2 separate regions of the Homo sapiens genome follow, and region 1 is linked to region 2. Evidence: chromatin loops called from intact Hi-C (ENCODE). Cell type or tissue: IMR-90. All regions are shown on one strand. Links, peaks and the distances in the headings refer to the core of each region. The heading gives the core; the rest is flanking DNA.

Evidence for each region. Hi-C counts contacts between places; a loop is a spot of excess contacts. Peaks named below come from ENCODE experiments on the same cell type or tissue, not always from the same donor. Only the 100,000 strongest peaks of a DNase experiment are listed, where the experiment ranks them.
Region 1: it touches region 2 in a loop (1.9-fold over the local background); 1 of 110 quality-filtered maps calls a loop at or near these places.

What each region holds. Positions count from the first base shown.
Region 1 is chr9:84,099,034-84,109,522 of GRCh38, forward strand. No RefSeq gene overlaps it. Among named protein-coding and RNA genes, the nearest start is that of RMI1, 120 kb to the left of the region's middle. In IMR-90, for the core only: no CTCF peak of the experiment used is centred there; no DNase peak of the experiment used is centred there; H3K27me3 peaks cover 1,152 bases.
Region 2 is chr9:84,148,360-84,158,848 of GRCh38, forward strand. No RefSeq gene overlaps it. Among named protein-coding and RNA genes, the nearest start is that of SLC28A3-AS1, 120 kb to the right of the region's middle. RefSeq lists an enhancer at 2,797-3,733. In IMR-90, for the core only: no CTCF peak of the experiment used is centred there; DNase peaks (open chromatin) are centred at 5,672 and 6,152; H3K27ac peaks cover 186 bases.

The sequences.
Region 1 (10,489 bases), core at 3,542-8,541, 49 kb before region 2:
CTAGAGAAATGTTCTATTCGAATTAACTGAAGGGAAGAATCATTTGTATCAATCCTTGATTACGATTATGGGGGAAGCAATAAAGAGATTACATCATACTATGATGGAATATTGAAGGAATAAAGAGACTGCATCATTATTGAGGTGTCCTTGCCAAATTGATTAATGCTTTTAGGATAATTAATCTATATTTCAAATATAATTGAACTCATTAGCAAAATCAGAAATGTACAATTTAATGACTCTAATGCTCGAAAAGAGATAGATTTTCCGCTCAAAGAGAACATTATTAATTTTGAACTTTTCACAGTCTTTGCCTTTGATTCATATGGTTGATCAATCCCTCTGCTTTTTAACTGCCCTAGGATGTAACATTTGAGGTGCTTAGATAAAAGTTTATTATTCTTAATTTTCTCAGAACATAGATTAACAGAGAACTGATGTGATGTACAGGGAAATTTTACTAATTTCCACTTTGCTCATCAGCACAGTCAATGGCTTTAAAAAGTGAATGAATAAATCACACTTCTAGATGATTTAAGTATAATAATTAGTTTGAGACAGTGCAAATTACAAAAGTAGACTCCTTTAAGCTGTGCCTTAACACAGCTGGCTTCATTAGGAAAACAACTAGGACCAGCAGCCAGGTCCGCCCAGAGGAAGAGAAGAGAAAGGATGAGTAGAGGAGGGGTCTGGTGGCAAGTTCTAATGAGATTTAGGGTGTTACAGGCTAAGAAACACTGGCCTCATTTGAGGAAAAGAAACCTCACCCACAGCTTCAAACCAGGTAAATATTGTTCTGCTTCTCAGAAACCAAAGATTTCCTGGTGCAACAGGAGTCCAAATTTCTGAACAAAGAATCTTAGTAGAGATCAACAAAAAGTCTGTTGAAACCAACATTTTTTGATGAGTTCTAATTCTTCTCATTAGCTAAACCAAAATAATCTACATTAAAAATACTTAGTTCTGGCCGGGCGCAGTGGCTCAGGCCTGTAATCCCAGCACTTTGGGAGGCTGAGGTGGATAGATCATGAGGTCAGGAGATCAAGATCATCCTGGCTAACATGGTGAAACCCCGTCTCTACTAAAAATATAAAAATTGGCTGGGTGTGGTGGCGCATGCCTGTAATCCCAGCTACTTAGGAGGCTGAGGCAGGAGAATTGCTTGAACGTGGGAGGCGGAGGTTGCAGTGAGACAAGATTGCGCCACTGCACTCCAGCCTGGTGACAGAGCTAGACTCCGTCTCAAAAACAAAAATAAAAATACTTATTTTGGAGAGAAAACTCACCTCTTTTAGATGAATATTGATTGCACAATGGGTTACTAGGCAATATCTTCAGATAATGTCATGTCTTTTTTGGTGTAGAGGTTTAAATTCTAGGCCTCCGTTTCAAAAGAAGCCCTTTTAACCTTTGTAAAAAAAATAAATGGAACTCCACTGGAGAAGCCTCCCCTTTTGCGGTCTCTCTCTCCCCCTTCCCCTTCATGATGCTCATGAGCAGGCTTATGCCTGCAAGACAGGAAGAGACAGCTTGCTTCTGCTTTGATTCGAGTTTACTCTTCATTACCCATTCTCAGTTCTCCTCTCATTACTGGTGCCAAATATATTACTAACATTCAAACAAAGCTTCCTACCTCTTGCAGGTTAAGAGGGTTAAGTGCACATTGTGTATATGGTGCATATGAGACTGCCTGGACCACAGCATCCTAGTGCTTTAGTCCTCTGCTTCCACCTAGAAGGGCCTCATTAGAAGACTGAAGGGCAAGTATTCAAGAAGAGAGCAAGGATCAGGGAGGGACTCTGCAGTGCGATGCTTTATATAGACATAGGGCTCTCGGGTAGCCTCCTCCCTGTCAATGTGGAAGGAGGACTGCCGAGAGGATTTTTACGTGGTTGTGCTGCTACTGTCTAGTTAGACCTGAATGGTGGCTTCCAGGCTTTCCCTGTCTTTAAGGGTTGTTTATATATTACGCATTTAGTTCCAAGTCACAGACTCTCAGGATGTTGGTTCCCTGATTGCAAAGATGAGAATGTTGGCTTAATGGATAATTTTCTCAGGTTCCTTCCAGTCCTAACATTTGAAATCATCTTGCAAACCTTCTCCATTCATGTATCAGGCATATTCCAGAAAACATAAAGTTTGGATAATCAGGAATGTAAAGAAGGTTCCAAATCCATCTGGAACACAACAGTACATTTTTTCTTTAAAATTCTCTTCTTAAGCCTGTGTACACATGGAGTTCAAATTTTATTTGCACCAAGTTAGGCCGGCCCAAAGACCTGGTTAGCTCTCACTAAACATTTCAGACACAAGCATCTCCCAGGGCAAGGATGTTCTGTGCATATTCATAAACAAAACCAGCTTCCCACATTAAGAAATGATGGTTCATTATCATATTCTTGTTCAAATGTTTGGTTTGCTGAGAAGTTTGGGATTATAGAAGGATTCAGGGGAAAATGTGCAAAATATAAAATGAAGATTTTGTGCCATTTATCTTCTAAGAGAGACTACAGCTAACTTGTATTTGTTTTGTAGGTTTCTCCTCCTCCTCTTCCTTCTCCTCCTCTTTTTCCTCCTCCTCTTTCTTTCTTCTTTCTTCTATTTTTTTTTTTTTTTTTCCAGAAAGTACCTCTGGCAGCAAATGCTTAGGCACCTGTACAGGTCAGAACTTTGGCACGGTATTTGCCTAGGGAATGAACTCTCTCCCCCGCCCCCTATTAAAGGTTTATTTTGTATTTCTCTTGGGTTAATACAAACATTAAAATAGATATTAAAATTATTGTCTAGCTCCTCTTTGAACACTCATCTCATCGGAATGAAGCTAGGTGGGGAGACAGGGGCAGGCAGTCGATTCGACATTAAGGTTGACCACAGAGCACAAAAGTGCACAGGACAAATTGAAAGTGTCTTTTGGCTAGTAAATCTGTAAACCTAAATAGGAGGCGCTTTTAACTGGAAAACTGGTGATATTCACTTTAGCTCCCCCCGCCCCTGTGCCGGGCACCAGGCAGGGGCTCTGTCAGCCGCGCAGGATGAGAAGGACGTTCTGTGAGCGTCCCATTGTCCCTGGGAACCACTGGGATTGTGCTGTGCAGTTTCCAGTTCGCAGGAAAAGATGACATCTTGAGTCGCCTAGTTAGAGCTTCTGTTTTCCTGCCATTTCCAAGTCCAGCTGCCTGTTCTGCCTGGGAATGAGTGCAGGTTTCTGTGGGAGACCCCCGGGGCTGGCGCTTTCCACTGGGATGTTTACCCCAGCTCAGAAAGAGACCTGCCACCGGGACGCCATTCACGAGGGGATCCCTTGTGCTTCCCCCCCGACCCCCTTTGTTTTTTCTTCTTTTAATGTTGCGGACAGTGAGGAGGGAAAGAAGGAGGGAGAAGTGTCACCTTCCCCCGGGGCTCGTGGCCGCGGGAGCGCGATCTGCGAGAGGCCAGGCCTGAGCGCAATTCCGCGGGAGCAGGTGGAAGAGTCGGGCGCCTGGACAGCGGTGCCAGTCCCCTTTCATAGGTTAAAAAAAAAAAAAAAAAAGCTTTTATATATTGAAGATGACAGAGGGTGGGGTTGGGGTTGGGGGGGCTGGGAGGAAGAAGAAAGGGCTTGTTTAGGAAGCTGCGACAACCTGAGATTTAATGGATAAACGGTCTGTGTGCCTTTTTGGAAGGCGGATTCCGAGCTCTCTTCCCCTTTTTGTTCCGTTTACACTTCCAATTTTGGACTTCTTTGTGTAGTTTTACAAGAGGGATATCTCTTTTAAAAAAAAAAAGCACAACAAATTCCACACACAAAATATAAGTACAAATCAGCTCTCTGCATGAGTGGGTCTCCATCTCTTGCTTAACCAACAGCTGATGGAAAATATTCCGGGGGGCAGTGGGGAGAGCTGACAATGCAAAAATAAAAATAATATAAATAAAAACCAATATAGTATAACAACTATTCGCATAGCATTACACTGTATTATGTATATAAGTAATCTAAAGATGATTTCAAGTATACGGGAGCATGCGCATACTTTCTCATTTTATATAAGGAACTTGAGCATCACTTTTTGGTATTGGGGGTAGGTCCTAGAACCTATTCCCCCCTGTTTCCAAGGCAAGACTTTGTATAAATTGCGTGACATATTAAATGTAATTTTAAAAACCTGGTAACATTTTCCGAGTTCCACAATGGCAGCATTTTCAGGATTTTAGCCTAACCTTTAACCTAACAAAATACTATGATACTTCTTGGAGGTAGTTTTATTTTTAAATAATTTCCTTTTTCCATTTGGTAAGAAACATCTTGGTGTTTATGAATAAACTTAATGCTAAGGAGAGAGAATTCTGGTGTGCTCATGTTCTCACTTATAAGTGGGAACTAAAGAGTGGGTACTTATGGACATAAAGATGGCAACGATAGACACTGGGGAGGGGGAGGGAGGCAGGGGTGAAAAAGTATCAGGTGCTATGCTCAGTACCTGGGTGACGGGGTCAATTGTATCCCAAACCTCAGCATCACACAATATACCCAGGTAACAGCCCTGCACATGTACCCCTGAATCTAAAATAAAAGTTGAAATTATAAAAATAAAAAAAAATAATTCTGGTGTATTTAAAGTAGTATCACACCATTCTATCATACACCTGGAACCAGGTAATATTTATATATGTACATGTGTATCTGTGTACACACATATATAAATATATATGAGTAAATAACCTTAGAATTCTAGAATATTAGGGCTAACTGAATCCTTTGTACCCAATGAACAGCCCCACTTACTCACTTGACAGAAGAGCTGATCTCACAATACAATTCTTTGTCTTCTTTTCAAGTAGTGCATTTCTGTTCTGTCTGCATTGGAGTGTTTTCTAAGAATTATGTCACACCAGATCACTTTCATGACATGCCAGAAGCATATAATGTTTAGGCAATTTCAACTCATGCTTTTTAAGCATTTAGAATTAATTTTTACTTCTGCATTTCTGTTTTCCAAAGAAACACATACATGAATCCTGGATTCAGAATTTGCTTATGGACAGTGTTAACCAAACAGGGGCAAGTGAGTGCTCTTGTTTAACGGTTCTTTCATTCCTGTTATTTCCCTGTGTCCATAGAAAGGAGACACTGGAGTCAGGATCTTTCTAGTGATTTATGAGACATTTTAGAATGTATGGGTTTGTAATGGTTGTGGGAAGGGGCTATTTACTGAGGAGAAAGCCACAGTGAGTGAAAGCACTTTCTCAGAAGGTTTCTCATTTCTCTGCAGCTGCTGAGCAAGTGCCAATGTCCATTTCTGCTTTAGACTCTGGGGACCATGAAGAGCTCTTTTGGGAAGAGCCTCTTAGGGCACACACTAATCATGTTTCTCAGGTCTTACAGAGATGTGGTGCTGCAGAGATTTACACACATGTGAGGGAAAATGGTAAACACTAAACATTCCTAAGTAGGGTTACATTTTAAAATACTGTCATTTTCTTTACCTTTTAATATCAGTGGATAAAGCTGTTCTATTTTCAAATACAACATCCTCCCTTTCCTGTCCAACTCCTGTTAACTGGCTATGGGTGTTTATAGGAATAACAAAGGCACAGCTTATTGAGAATCTGTTCCGTTCCAGGCCCAGGGTTAGGTACTTCACATGCATTATTTCACTTAGTATTAACTACAATCCTCTGAGGTAGGTATTCTGTTTTACGAATGAGCAAACTGAGGCTCAGAGATGTAAAATAAGTTGCCCAATATCACACAGTAATAAGAAACAGAATTGAGGGTGACATTTAAGTCTATCTGACTCTAGAAACTGAGTTCTTTTTTTTTTTTTTTTTGAGATGGAGTCTCGCTCTGTCGCCCAAGCTGGAGTGCAGTGGCACAATCTCGGCTCACTACAAGCTCCGCCTCCCAGGTTCACGCCATTCTCCTGCCTCAGCCTCCCGAGTAGCTGGGATTACAGGCGCCCGCCACCATGCCCGGCTAATTTTTTGCATTTTTAATAGAGACGGAGTTTCAGCGTGTTAGCCAGGATGGTCTCCATCTCCTGACCTCATGATCTGCCTTCCTCAGCCTCCCAAAGTGCTGGGATTACAGGCGTGAGCCACCGCGCCTGGCCTTCGAAACTGAGTTCTTAATCTTTGTGAAATCATTTGATTCCACAGAATTTTAGTTTTCATTTATCTGGTCAAATTAGAGCAATAGCTTTTAGTTCTCCACTGTTGATATGGCTTGGCTGTGTCCCCACCCAAATCTCATCTTGAACTGTAGTTCCCATAATCCCCATGTGTCTGTCATGGGAGGGACCTCATGGGAGGTAATTGAATCATGGGGGTGATTACCCTCATGTTGTTCGTGTGATAGTGAGTGAGTTCTCACAAGACCTGATAATTTTATAAGGGGCTTTCCCTCACCTTTGCTCAGCATTTCTCTCTCCTGCTGCCATGTGAAGAAGGATGTGTTTGCTTCTGCTTCTGCCATGATTGTAAGTTTCCTAAGGCCTCCCTAGCCATGCGGAACTGGGTCAATTAAACCTCTTCCCTTTATAAATTACTCAGTCTCTGGCAGTTCTCTATAGCAGTGTGAGAACAGACTAATACAACTGTATTCTTTTTTTTTTTTTTTTTCTTGAGATGGAGTCTTACTGTTGTCGCCCAGGCTGGAGGGCAATGGTGCGATCTCGGCTCACTGCAACATCCACCTCCTGGGTTCAAGCTATTCTCCTGCCTCAGTCTTCCAAGTAGCTGGGATTACAGGCGCCCACCACCATTCCCAGCTAATTTTTTGTATTTTTAGTAGAGATGGGGTTTCACCATGTTGGCCAGGCTGATCTCGAACTCCTGACCTCAGGTGATCCACCTGCCTTGGCCTCCCAAACTGCTGGGATTACAGGCGTGAGCCACTGCACCCAGCCATACAACTGTGTTCTAACATGATTTCTTTATTTTTATATAGCTCTAACATTTGAGGAAAATCAATTTAATTCCATAATAATAATAGACATTTTTTCAGTATTTAGTTTCTAAAGCTCTGTCCTGCACTTGTTCTTGCTAATTCTAACATTCATCTTGCAAGGCAGGCAGTGTATGGAAAATATCCCTAGACCACCAGCATCAGATGCAGAATTCCTTGGTGTGCCGATTTAAAATGCCGACTTCTGCATCCCCCGTGTACTAGGATTAGAATCTGGGCAGTCAGATGGGACCCAAGAAGCTGCCTTTTAAGAAGCCGTCACACATATGAATGAGTTAGAAAACAATTCCATGAATTTTGGAATCAAAACCTTGATTTCTATACCATTTTTAGCTCTTTTTAATTGTATGACCATAGGCAAGCTGTTTATAGAGTTGTGGTGAAGATTAAATTAGATAGTGTGCATAAAAACAGTAATGTTTAAGAGTATGAGTGATGCTGAAAGCTAATGCTTTTTTAGCACTATGTGCCAGACATTGTATAAACTTTGCATGTATAAACTTATTGAAGCTTCACAGCAACCATGTAAGAGAAGTCCCAATTTACAGAAGAGAAGGCTGGAGCACAGAGATTAAGCTGAGCCAGGATTTGGTATCAGGGAGTCTGACCTCAGGGTTGCATTCTTCAACTCTGTACCCAGCTCTCTTTCATAGTAGGTACCAGTTGATTGTTAATTCCCTTTGGACCATGTGATAAAAACAACAGCAACAAAAACTGATAAGAATACTGGGTGGAAAACAGTTAGAGTATTTTCCTTCTGACCTAGAATATGTAATCACTATATGGTAAGTTTCTCTTTGAGATTATTCATTCAGTCCAGTATCAGATGTATGCATTTGATAAGACACAGGGGAGATCTGTTTGCATTATCCAATGGCTTGCTATGTGCAGAGCTACTCAAAATGTAATTCTTGGACTTGGAGCCTCGGGATCATCTGGAAGCTTGTTAGAAAGGCAAATTCCTGGACCCCTCCTCAGATCAATAAATCAGAATCTCTGGGCATGGGGTCCAGCAACCTGTTTAAACAAGCTCTGTAGGTGATATTGATGTACTCTGCGGTTGAGAACCACCGGTTTAGAGCATGGAGCGAGAAATTTGTTTTAAGGGTTTATAAAAGCAGCAAAAACGTTGACATGTCTTCACTTCCTGGTGATTTATCTAGAATTATGGTTGATCTTCTTGGGAAAGAGAGTGTTCATTTAGAGGCTTCTCTATTCCAGGCACTGCTAGGTGTTGGATATTCAACTATAAATAAGACATGGTGCTGGTGCCAATGAGGCTGCAGTCTAATGAGAGGGAAAGACAGGCACATCAAACTAGAACACAGTGCATGCAGTGCCATGACGGAGCATGCACAAAGCACCACAGCTTGGCTCTCACTGGAGCTGAGATCAAGCAGAAAGGCTGTCAGCAAGGTGAGACCTAAGTGGTGCCTTGAAGTATACAGGTTTTCCCTAGATGGAGAAGATGGCAACAGAAGCTTATTGAAAAACTCAGCCTCACTTCATTTAAGAGTAGAGTAGCAACAGTCATGACGACTTTGTCCTCAAAGCAATATCCAGTAGGGGAATTACTTATTAGTGGCTACAGATAATTCTACACATGTATGTGGAATCTAGGCATAGGAGGTAGGGGGTATTTCAGAGCATAGAGGAGACGTACCAAATAGTGGTTTAGGTCAAATGAGGGAAGAGTTCCTGGAGGAGGAAATCAGATGGGTGTAAATCACAGAGATAAAAAGGTTTTCCAGACAGAAGGGGCAGCTGAGCCCAAAAACAGTATGTAAAGGTCAGTGCTTATAAACTTTTGGAAAGTGATGGCACTTGAAAAAAAGGTAGGATTTACGAGGTACCCTGGGATAAGTGGACAGCTTTTCAAAGCCGGAGGCAGCCCAGGCCATTGAGTTGGAGGCAGCTCAATAGTTTTTGAGGCTTCAATCCATTTGGTGGGACACAGGTTGGTGTACTCTGGTTTAGGGGAGCATTAATTGCTCTCAATAACTGCAGCATACAGGAAGAGGCTAAAAATGTGGTTTGGAGAGTGGCATAGGTGGCAGACATCATCTCCTGAGGAATTATTTTAATGTATAAAATGAGATCAACTGCCATTTCAAATCAAATGAAAAAAGTTTATGCAGCCAGTATTTCCTACAAAGTATTGTAAAACAGCTGGCCTCTTCTCTAGAAGGGCCTTTGGGTGTGTCTTGCCCCTTTGGGTGTGTCAAGGAAAGAGGTTTTCCTGCCACCTTGGGTGCAGAAAGGAGGTTGTGTGTTGTTGCAATCAGAAGGTGAGAATCTGATTGAACAAGTGCCAGAAATCGTTGTTTTTGAATGGTGACAGCACCACTATTCATTTTCTTCTGTGTGGGATGAGAAATGTCAAGCCCTGCTCCATTGAAAACACCTTTAATTACGCTCATTTGGGCTTTTTTCTTAACAACCACACTTTCTGGGAAATAGATTTGGTACAGTTTAAATGTAACTCTTATCTAAAAGTTTTTTCACATGAACCATGAAGCTTAAGTTGTTTATCCATTTTCCTCTATATGTCTACTTTCTTAGAATCAATTTTAGCCAGGGTATACAGGGACTAAAGTTATTTGTGCACATGGAAGCACAGCCTCCATCTCCTCAAAAAAGAAAACTGGAGCTTTGGCCCTTGGACAATTTCCTCTGCCTGTCTTTCCCTCCTGGGCCTTATTTTACAATCTGAGCAGAAAGAGCAGAAGCAACAGGTAAGACCATAAGATTCATACTGGAAAAGGTAAAAGCAAACATACAAACAAAAGCCCCAACTATTGGAAAAAGAAAAAAGAACATATCTGGAAGTGGATAGAGTTGGAGATGAAATGCTGCTTGGGAATATCCAAGAAGTTTTTGTTTGGGATTTGAGAACTGCCATTTGTGGGGAAGACAAGACAAAAATGGAGAGAACAGATTTTAAAGATGTTTTGCTGCCTGAGGTCAGGAGATCGAGACCATCCTGGCTAACACAGTGAAACCCTGTCTCTACTAAAAATACAAAAAATTAGCCGGGCGTGGTGGCGGGCACCTGTAGTCCCAGCTACTCGGGAGGCTGAGGCAGGAGAATGGCGTGAACCTGGGAGGTGGAGCTTGCAGTGAGCTGAGATCATGCCATTGCACTCCAGCCTGGGCAACAGAGTGAGACTCTGTCTCAAAAAAAGAAAAAAATTCACTCTCCTCCTCCTGGGACCTTTAGTCTTTATACATATATGTAAACACACATATACACGTGTGTGTATATATATGTGTATCTATATACACATATATATGTGTGTGTATATATGTATGTATATGTGTGTATAGATCCCTGGCACCTGTGAATCCTTTAGCCTTTGAGTTTAAAAACTCATGAAGATTTTAGTGCTTTTTCAAAATTTGCTTTCTTTTTTTTTAAAAATGGTTGGTGTTTCTGGGAATGTGACTCCATGACACACTCCACTACACAGAGCTGGAGTGTTGGCGGATTGTACGAGCATACTTTTATTTGAGCTTTAGTAAAGGCTGCATTTAATCAGT
Region 2 (10,489 bases), core at 3,425-8,424:
AAAGGTTGAGTTTCATAATTCTAGGAGAAATTACTGGATAGTTTTACTTTCTAACTGTATTGGTATTTCTAAATGCATTTTTATTTTTATTATTTATTTATTTATTTATTTTTGAGAGGGAGTTTTATTCTTGTTGCCCAGGCTGGAGTACAAAGGTGCAATCTCGGCTCACTGCAACCTCCACCTCCTGGGTTCAAGCAATTCTCCTGCTTCAGCCTACCGAGTAGCTGGGATTACAGGCACCCACTACCACGCCTAGCTAATTTTTTGTATTTTTAGTACAGAAGGGGTTTCACCGTGTTGGCCAGGCTGGTCTCAAACTCCTGACCTCAGGTGATCCACCCACCTCGGCCTCCCAAAGTGCTGGGATTACAGGCGTGAGCCACCCACCCAGCCTGGCAATGTATGAGGGTGCTCAACCCATCAAACTCTTGCAAAACAACTTTGCTAGTTTGATGGTTGAAAAGTGATGGCTTCATGGAATTAAAAACAATTAATACATAATAATTGTACATATTTATAGAGTATATGAGATATTTTGATACATGCATACAATGTGTAAGATCAAATCAAGGTAATTGGGGTATCCATCACCTCAAATATTTATCATTTCTTTATGTTGAGAACATCCTAAATCTCTTCTAGCTATTTTGAAATATACAATAAATTATTGATAACTATAGTCATCCCACTGTGCTCTTGAACATTAAACCATATTCCTTCTTTCTAACTGTATTTTTGTACCCATTAACCAACCTCTCTTCATCCTTTCCTTCCTGCTACCCTTCCCAGGCCCTGGCATCTATCATTGCTTCCTCCCTGAGATCAGCTTTTTAAGCTCCTACATATAGATGAGAACATGTGATATTTGTTTTTCTGTGCCTGACTTATTTTCACTTAATGTAATGTCCTCCAGGTCATCCATGTTGCTGCAAATAATCGGGTTTTATTCATTTTATGGCTGAATAATATTCCATTGTGAAGATATACCACATTTTCTTTATCCATTCATCTACTGATGGACACTTAGCTTGATTCCATATCTTGGCTATTGTGAATAGTACTAAAACATGGGAGTGCTATTATCAAAAATATAATAACAAATGCTGATGAAGATGTGGAAAAAGGAGAATGTTAGTATATACTTGGTGGGAATGTAAATTAGTACCAGTATCATGGAAAACTATATGGAAGTTCCTCAAAAAACAAAAAATAGGCCACATAATCTAGCAATCTCACTGCTGAGTATATACACAGAAGAAAGGAAATCCATATATTGAAGAGATTTCTGCACGTCCATGTTAATTGCAGCACAACTCACAATAGCCAAGATATGGAATCAAGCTGAGTATTTGTCAACCGAGGATAGGATGAAGAAAATGTGGTATATACATACTACGGAATACTACTTAGCCATAAAATAGGATGAAACAATATCTTTTGCAGAAACATGGATGCAACTGGAGGACATTATCCTAAGTGAAATAACTCAGAAATAGTCAAATTCTTCACATTCTCACGTGTAAGTGGGAGCTAAACGTTGAGTGCACATACATGTACAGAGTAGAATAATAGACACTGGGGACTACAAAATGTGGAAGGGCAGGGGAGAGGTGAAGTTTGAAAAATTACCTGAGAGGTAATCATCCAGACTTCAAAAAGCCCAGACTTCATCACTACACAATATATGCATGTAAGAAACCTATACTTGTGGCTGGGCGCGGTGGCTCACACCTGTAATCCCAGCACTCTGGGAGGCTGAGGTGGGCGGATCACCTGAGGTCAGGAGTTCGAGACCAGCCTGGCCAACAAGGTGAAACCCCATCTCTACTAAAAATACAAAAATTAGCCAGGCATGGTGGCGTGTGCCTGTAATCTCAGCCATTCGGGAGGCTGAGGCAGGAGAATTGCTTGAACCTGGGAGGCAGAGGCTGCAGTGACCTGAGATCACGCCACTCTACTCCAGCCTGGGTAACAGAGTGAGACTCTATCTCAAAAAACAAAACAAAACAAAAAAGAGAAATCTATAATTTTATCCCTTAAATAGATAAAAATAAAAAATAAACTTAAAAAAAGACACAATAATAGAATAATGGAAGCTGGCAAGTCTTTGACTAAGCCACCCATATTTGTGTAGACTTGAGGAAATCCCTGGGTGCCAACTCAAGCTTTGGTGAGACCATGTCTTCTTTCATTATTGTAACTGTAAAACTGAAGGCCCTTGCACACTTCTCGGAAGGCAACCATCCTTTTTTGTTGTGTTTTGTGGTGTTCATCTTGTTTTTTAGGTGCTGGAAAGAGATGAGAGGTAGGGAAGAATGTGAGCAGGGCCTTGAGCACTGGCTGCTGAGGGACCTATGTGGTGGCTGAGGCTGTCATTTCCAAACAAGCCCCTGGGCTCAAAGGCTGCCAATAATGCCTATGAGCCATGGTGTGTTTCTGGTAGAGAACCTGTAAACTCAATATTCCATCTTCAGATGTTAATCCAAATTGCCTTTTGTGATTCCAGTTTGTTCTTTGGTGAGTTTGGAAGGGCAGCCAGTTTTTCCAGGGATTCCTGGGAACCCCAGTTTAAGCTGACTTTAGAGGCTCCAAATTGCTTTAAAAGCATACATGAAGGCCACACGCCCCACTACCTTGTGATCCCTCTCCCTTTCTCATTCTCCTACCTTCCCCCACAGCTTATGAAGTTGTTAGGATATGGAAAATGCGTCTAGTGACATCTCAAATATAGAAGTCATCTGTCCTGGAGGCTCAAAACTTGCCTGTTAACTGCTGCTGGCAAAAAAAAAATCTTCACTGGATATTTTTTTTCTTTTAAAAGAATGATCATAAATTAAATAACTCACATAAAGATAAAAACATCTGAAATGTATTTGCCACCAAAGACAGGCAGCTTTCCTTAAAGGGAATTGAGTGTTGGAAATAAAGATTTGTAAAGTCAGAAGAGAACCGAAAGTCCATAGGTAGCCAGGACTCAACAAAATGCAATGGGTTTTCCTTTTCTACAGGTTCGAAGACGGCAACGCTGCATTTCTTTGTTCTTTGTGGCTCCTCATTGTCTTGTTAATCTGGACACGCAATGGCCTTCAGGAACTGGTGGGGAGCTCACTGGTCTCTAAGTTCTTCTTAACACAAAAGGACAATATTTAAAAGGCCACCCCTCTCAAAGCCATCTCTAACAGGATTTCTGCCAATATCTGTCTCTTTCAAACAGTAAGGAGACTTAAAAACAGCAACAGCACCTCCCTAAGCCTCCCTCAGCCCTTTCTTTACAAGTTCTTTCCTTTAATGAAGGGAAATTGGCATACTATATTGTGTCAGAGTTGGCGCTTGCATAGATACAAATGGGAAGCAAAGAGCTCCTGGCTGCCCTGGTGCCAGGTGTTCGCTAATTGTAAAACTGAATAATGGATAATAACCCATCTTAGTGTGTTTATCAATGCAGTTCGCTCTCTACGATGCAGAAGAGGTCACTGGAGACAATGTGTAGGCCTCTCATCTCTCCTATTCATTAACGAGGCACTGCTGGCTGGAATACAGGCTCCATTACCTAGATGCAACAATGATGGGGCCCTGCATCAAATTGTAATTAGGTTTGATCAGGGCTAGGGTACAGTTGCTATAATCAGAATCACTCAGAATTCATTTTATACTTGTGAAAGGATATGAGGTGAGATTGATTTAATGGTAACCAAAGCAACCCCCTTTTCTATAACTCTCTGAGCTTATAAAAAAGCAAAAAGAGAAAGGGAAAAATGGAGGGCAAAGGAAAACAGAGATGAGCATTTTAGTTCTATTAATTTTATTGTAACTAGTTAGGAGAAAATGTGTTACAATAAGAGCAAATATGTGATAGCAAGGTGATCACTGGGTCCTAGAAACTGCTGTGGGTCTCATTACATGCCTACAGCACATCCTGGGATACTTAATTTCCTCTCCCTTTTTGTCCATTTCGTATGTGTTTGGAAACATCCTGATTAGAGCAAGAATTTCAATTTGCAGGAAGAAGAGGAGGAAATTCAAGCTGAGTAATATTTCCTTTCTCTAGTAAGAATCAGTTATTCAGCCTTTTACCTTTGGCCCTTTGTATATATCTCAGAACCAATGACCACTGGTTTCTATGAGAGCAAATAGAAGGTTTTGGAGACCTGTTTGTGAAATGGTTTAAGAAGTTACAGAGATGTGGGTGGTGTGGTAAAGGGACCATATCTAATTCCTCATTACTGAGTGGTTATTAAATTTTTTCAGGTTAGCCAGTTGCTGTTCTGGAACTAGAATCTCACCTTAAGGTTTGAAATAATTGGTGAAATGCGTGAATATGCATACATTTCCATTTATGTACACCATGCAGATATTGGTACACCTGATTTGCTCTATTTATGTGTATTTGATCTCTAATATTTAGATGCCATAAATTAAATATTTTTTCTTTCTCTCCCCCCCAGGAAGATTTAAAAGTATATATATATATATATATATATATATATATATAATATATACTAATATTTATATATAAATATATATATCATATCAGCTTCTAGAGTAGAAGTATCACAGTCATTTTGAGGATAAGATACTTTAAAAATATGTAGGTAATGACTTAACAGGGAGAGGCTTTTTTTTTCTTACATACATCTCAGGTTATTTTGTGGATAAGCAAATGACATAAAAGTATTTTGAGTCATTTAACTGAGTAGGAAGTATTGAAACAAAGTATATCTCTTCCAGATTTTAAAAAAGAAACACTCTAGCTCTTTTTTTGTTTTTTGCTTGGACACAACCTCTTGGCTACTCAAATAGTGAAACTATACATACATCTTTTTTTCTTACATACATCTCAGGTTATTTTGTGGATAAGCAAATGACATAAAAATATGAGTCATTTAACTGAGTAGGATGTATTGAAACAAAGTATATCTCTTCCAGATTTTAAAAAAGAAACACTCTAGCTCTTTTTTTGTTTTTTGCTTGGACACAACCTCTTGGCTACTCAAATAGTGAAACTATACTCAACTAAGAAAAGTTATAGAGGTAATATTGGCACATATTATTGCATATCTGACTACCTAGAAATTTCATGTGTAAATTTAGATTTTATGTCACATGTTAATTAGGATGTCTGAGATTTGATTAAAGCATCAAATTTAGCTAAAATTGATTTTACCTCTTTTGGAGCTGGAGATTTTACAAAACTTTAAAAATAGACTTCAAATTTATTGCTTTGCTGTTTTTCTTTTTCTTCTTGTTTGTTTCAGTCAAAGACAATGTGAGTAAATGAATGTGAAGTTGTGGAGATGGAATTAAGACAGTTAGGAAGTGGAAGGGTGACTCTAACGGCAATCTTCATGCTGTAGTTTTATAGATTTTCTTGACTTTTCTCCCATTATTCTAGTATATAAAGAGTATATGGAAGAAACAGTGGGGACATTAAAGTTTAAATGGACTCAGATAGATGTACATCTCATGTTGTATTTTGAAAAATAGTGACCAAGGTATGTGTGCTGAAAGGCATAGCCGGCCTGATACTGCTGGCCTTAGAAAAGCCTGTTTGCAAAGTTGGTCCTTGGCTGGTGTCTGGGAACTGGGTTAGTAAAAACTTCCCTACACTGATGCAAAACTTTCCTTAAATGATAAGATTGACTTACTATACAAACAATGTGGTTTATGCTGGATACCTGCCTTCCTTCTGGGAACATGAAATGTCAGGGATTGCAGTTAGTCATATGGGTCCTATGTGCCTGTGTGACCAATCTTTGATAAAAACTCTGTTCTTTTAGGCTCAGGTATGTGTTCCTGGTAGACAGTGCATGCCACAGGGTATTGCTGGAAGAAATAAGCATGTCCTGTGCAATGCCACCAGGAGACGGTTCTTGGAAGCTTGTTCCTGGTTTCCTCCAGACTTCATCCATTAGCCTTTTCCCTTTGCTGATTTTGCTGTAATAAATCTTAGCCATGAGTACAAATATATGCTGAGTCCTGTGAGTCCTAAAGGACTGGTGTCCTTGGCTTTATTCAATAAAATAATAAGATCATAAGCAAGTCATTGAACTTGGGGGTGGCCTAGGGAACCCTGACACAGTAAGAATGTAGGTTTTGAGTTGTTCAGTTATTAACTCTGTCCACATCCCCCAAAACAGATGACTCAGTAAAATACTGAAAATTCTTATGCCCAGTGTTGTTGCTCAATTTGGAGAGGAAGGATTCGGCTGAAGGCTCTGAACAAGCAGACCAGGGGGATTTATACATGCCAGGCTCTCTAAAGGACTAAGAGCAGGTGTGAATATCTGTGTCTGTGTGTGGCTGGGGAGGTGCTTCGAAAACCGTAAGTGAGGTTCTATCCTCTAACCTCTTCTAGGACCCCCTCACCCAACTATTAAATACCAAGCTCCCAAATCACAAATAGCTTATGTTCCCTCTTTGGATTGGAAGAATAGGACTTGCTACTGAGGAGAGATATGTCAGTGAAATGGGGAACATCAGGAACAGGGGCTGATTCTCTCTGACAGAGTCTAGGTTCTAACGCTTCGTGTCAAACCGGAAATCCATCTGAAGCAGAAGGATATTCCCCTATGGAAATAGAACATGTCCCCACTTAGGTGGAGCAAGGCCTGGGACTGTATATCAAATCAAATGTTGGAAGAGAGAAAATAATTCAGATCCCCCCCAAAAAAGCTGCACATAGATCCAGCTGGCCATTCACCTCCACTCCCAGGAGAGCAGGTAACGGAAACATGGACACAGTCTCCTCAAACTCTAGCTCAGAGGTGAACACAATGTGGTCTCCAATACAATGGGAAGAGAGCTGATAAGAATTTACCCACACCACATCAGAGCAAGCCCTGGGCAAACATACCACGCTCCCCCCAAAATAAGAGAGGATGAAAGGAATATAACATTGAACACCCAGAGAATCGAGTCTGTAAGAAACCATAGCTCACGGAATAGAGAGATTTATTCAATAAAAGAGCTTAATAAGATCACAAATTCAACAAAACAAGAACTCAGAAATGAGATGCTGGGACATTAGAACAGGAAGAAGAAGAAGTGATGGAAAACCTAAAGAAAGAAACTGAAGAACAAATCAATACCATTATAGACCTGACACTTACATCTGATGTATCAGGGAATAGAACAGACACGGCAATAAACTGAATTACCGACAGAGAAAGGGCCTGAAATAATCACAATGCTTGCAGAGGAAAACAAGAGTGAAACATTTAAGAGAAATTAGATACATATTGAAGGCAGACAAAGATAATCAAACATTTAAGAATAATTGGTGGACTTAGAGGACACAGCCCAACAAATGAAGTGTGCAGACTCTTCAAAGACATAAGAGGAAGAAAGTTTCCTGAACAAGGTTCAAAGAAAAATGGCTACAGAGTGGCTGACACTGAACTATGTCTTAGTTAAGTTGTCTGCTTCAAGGATGGAGAATAAATTGCTCATGGATCCAGGTAGAAAATGCAAGTCATTTACAAGGAAGAGAAAAATCAGGCCAGAGATGTTTCCACAGCAACACTGCATTCCAGAAAAAAATCTGTTGTAATGTCTAAGAAAGAATTGTGAACCCCCAAAATGTTATACTGAGGCAAGTTATCATTCAAGTGTAATGGCCAAAGATTTTTTCAGAGACAGAAGAACTGAATTCTACTTGAAAAAGTATGTGACGATGAAATCTAGCCATGGAAGATGTAAATATGGGAACCCAGCAAAAGAACAGCCATAGCGAAGGGCCTGGTGAACTTGGAATCCATTTAATCACAGAATGACATTAAACAAATATGGGAATTATGGTTATAAAGATGGATGTAAATGTTATAATCTTGATCATAGAGAAATAGTCTGAAAAAAATGAGAAATGGGAAGTGTAAGAGTAATCACTTTTTTCAACACTCATTGCTGAGGCAATTGATATTTTCTATGGGATTCACTTTTATTTAAAAAAAAATGAAGCGTCTGATGTTTTGGGTCTTTTTGTATTTTTTCTCTTTAAGCTTTTAGTAAATAATTTTCCTGTGGCTAAAAAAATCCCCTTCAGTTTTAATTTAATTTTTTCTGATTAACTGAAGAAAATTTTAAGTTAATATTTTAAATAAATAGCATCTAGGCTGGGTGTGGTGGCTCACACTTGTAATCTCAGCACGTTGGGAGACTGAGGTGGGTGAATCGTTTGAGGCCAGGAGTTCAAGACCAGCCTGGAAAACATGGTGAAACCCCGTCTCTACTAAAAATACAAAAATTAGCCGGGTGTGGTGGCATGTGCTTGTATTCCCAGCTTCTTGGGAGGCTGAGGCACAAGAATCACTTGAACCCACCAGGTGAAGGTTGCAGTGAGCCTCGAGATCATGCCACTGTACTTCAGCCTGGGTGGTAGTGTGAGACTCTGTCTCCAAAAATAAATAAATAAAATAAATAAATAAATAAATGGCATTTCTATTATGACTTCATTTGTGTGAAATTATGTCCATTTAGGCATTCATACATTCTTCTACTAATACACAAACACACACACACACACACACACACAGAATAATACTCACCAAATGTTAGTTTTTTCTGAATGGTAAGTTTTTTTGTTGACTTTTTAAAAACTCATCTTACTTGAATTTATTACAATGAGCAGATTTCTTTATTATCAAACACTTAAGACATTAAAAACATTATGGAGAATAATTTGATGAATTCCTGTGTATCCACTACCCAACTTAAGGAAACACATGCATTACAAAAAAAACCTTTGGAGTTTATTATTTTTGTATGTGTGTATGTCTTTTTTTTATGGAGTAACTTTTCTTCTGAAATAAGTTTCTTCTCAATTTCCTTCCTTTTGTAAAGAGTCTTAGAGTTAGATTAACAGAATAAAGGTAATAAGAAATGAAAAAGCTTTATTCTCTGCTAGTGGGAGGATTAGAATAAAAAGGAGAAAACTCCTGTATTCTGACAGCAGCAGAGGAAAACCTTTGGAATGGGTTCTTTTGGTTGATCCTAAATTCAGATGCTTGTCCTCACTGATTGTAAATGATCCAGGGTTAGAGTTTATGGTCAAGTGAAAGAACACAGGACATATCTGAAACATTAAGTCTTCATGGCTAACATGGCATTTCCAAAGTAAAAGGCTCAGTTAATTTCTCTTTCTTTCTTGGCCCTCTTCCTTATGGCAGCAAAGAGGGCTATAGGACAAGATATGGTGCTGTTTGTCATTCTCTGGCATTTACTGAAAAGTTGGCCATCCTAGACTTGGGACGCCTTTCTGTGTTCTGAATATCATGTACACAATTCCAGGTCTGGACTTGAAATTTGTTGGTGAGCTTTTGGTTACCTGTTCAGTTCACCTGTTTGTTTCTGGAGCACCCTCTGAGTAGATAATCCTATTACCATTTCTTTTAGCAAATTGAGAGACATGAGTTCAAGTAGATATATAAATAGTAGCTCTCCTCTCATGAACTCACCCAAACATCTATTTGTTTGTTCACTCAGCAAATATTTACAATCCAGAATGGAAAGTGAAGACCTGGAAAAAGCATGTTTCATTTAATCAAGACGTGAGAATTAGAATCTCATTTTAAAAAATTATCATCCTCTGAAAGGACTGGACTTTTTTTTATATCATTTAAAAAATTTCATCCAACAAACACTTTACCAGTTCTCACTGATATTCTGGAGGTGAGGTACCCTACTGATTTCTCTGTCTAGATTCAACCAGAAGTGGAATCCTTGTGTCTGGGCAGTTTCCTTGTATAACCTCAGATTACAGTTGTGCCCTTGCCTGGCGGTAGTGTCATACAAAGGGGCATAGCTGTGGGAGCACTTTGCCTCAGGTACAGACAATGAGCAGGCACATGGTTTATGAAGAACTTAAAAGCAATACAAAATCAACTAAAATTTGGTCTGCTTTTTATTATTACCATATGCTGGCAATTATAAACAATGTCAAAGATAACATACTCCTACATACACAAACACACACAATTTGTTGCACTAAGTTCTAAACAATTGCAGCAGTTAATGTTGAATGAGGGAGCCATACGCTTATCCATTGTGGGGCAGATATATTTACAACTTTAACTACTTTTGAGTAAAAGCATTTGTATAGGAAAATGCCCATTTTTGGTGGGAAAGCTTGTTGCCCACGCTTAACCACAGAAAATAGATTTCTATTCAATTCTATTAAAAGGTAGGCTGAGGAGTCCTTTACAGAGATTCATTTCACACATCACAGAATTTTTATTTGCACTTTAAACAGTGAAATGGAGTGGTGAACTGTGAGGTGTAATGTTTTTGTTTGACAAATGCAAATTTTATTTCATACATGAAATATTTTATGGAATTTTAAATATAGTATCTTTAAAATTAAAATATCTTTAATTTTAAAAGATATCTTTAAAGTTAAAAAAATTTTTAAAAGTTAAAACTAAATAGCCCACTCCAGAAAATAGTGATTATTACAGAAAATAATCTTATATAGAGGCAGAGGCTGTTAAAA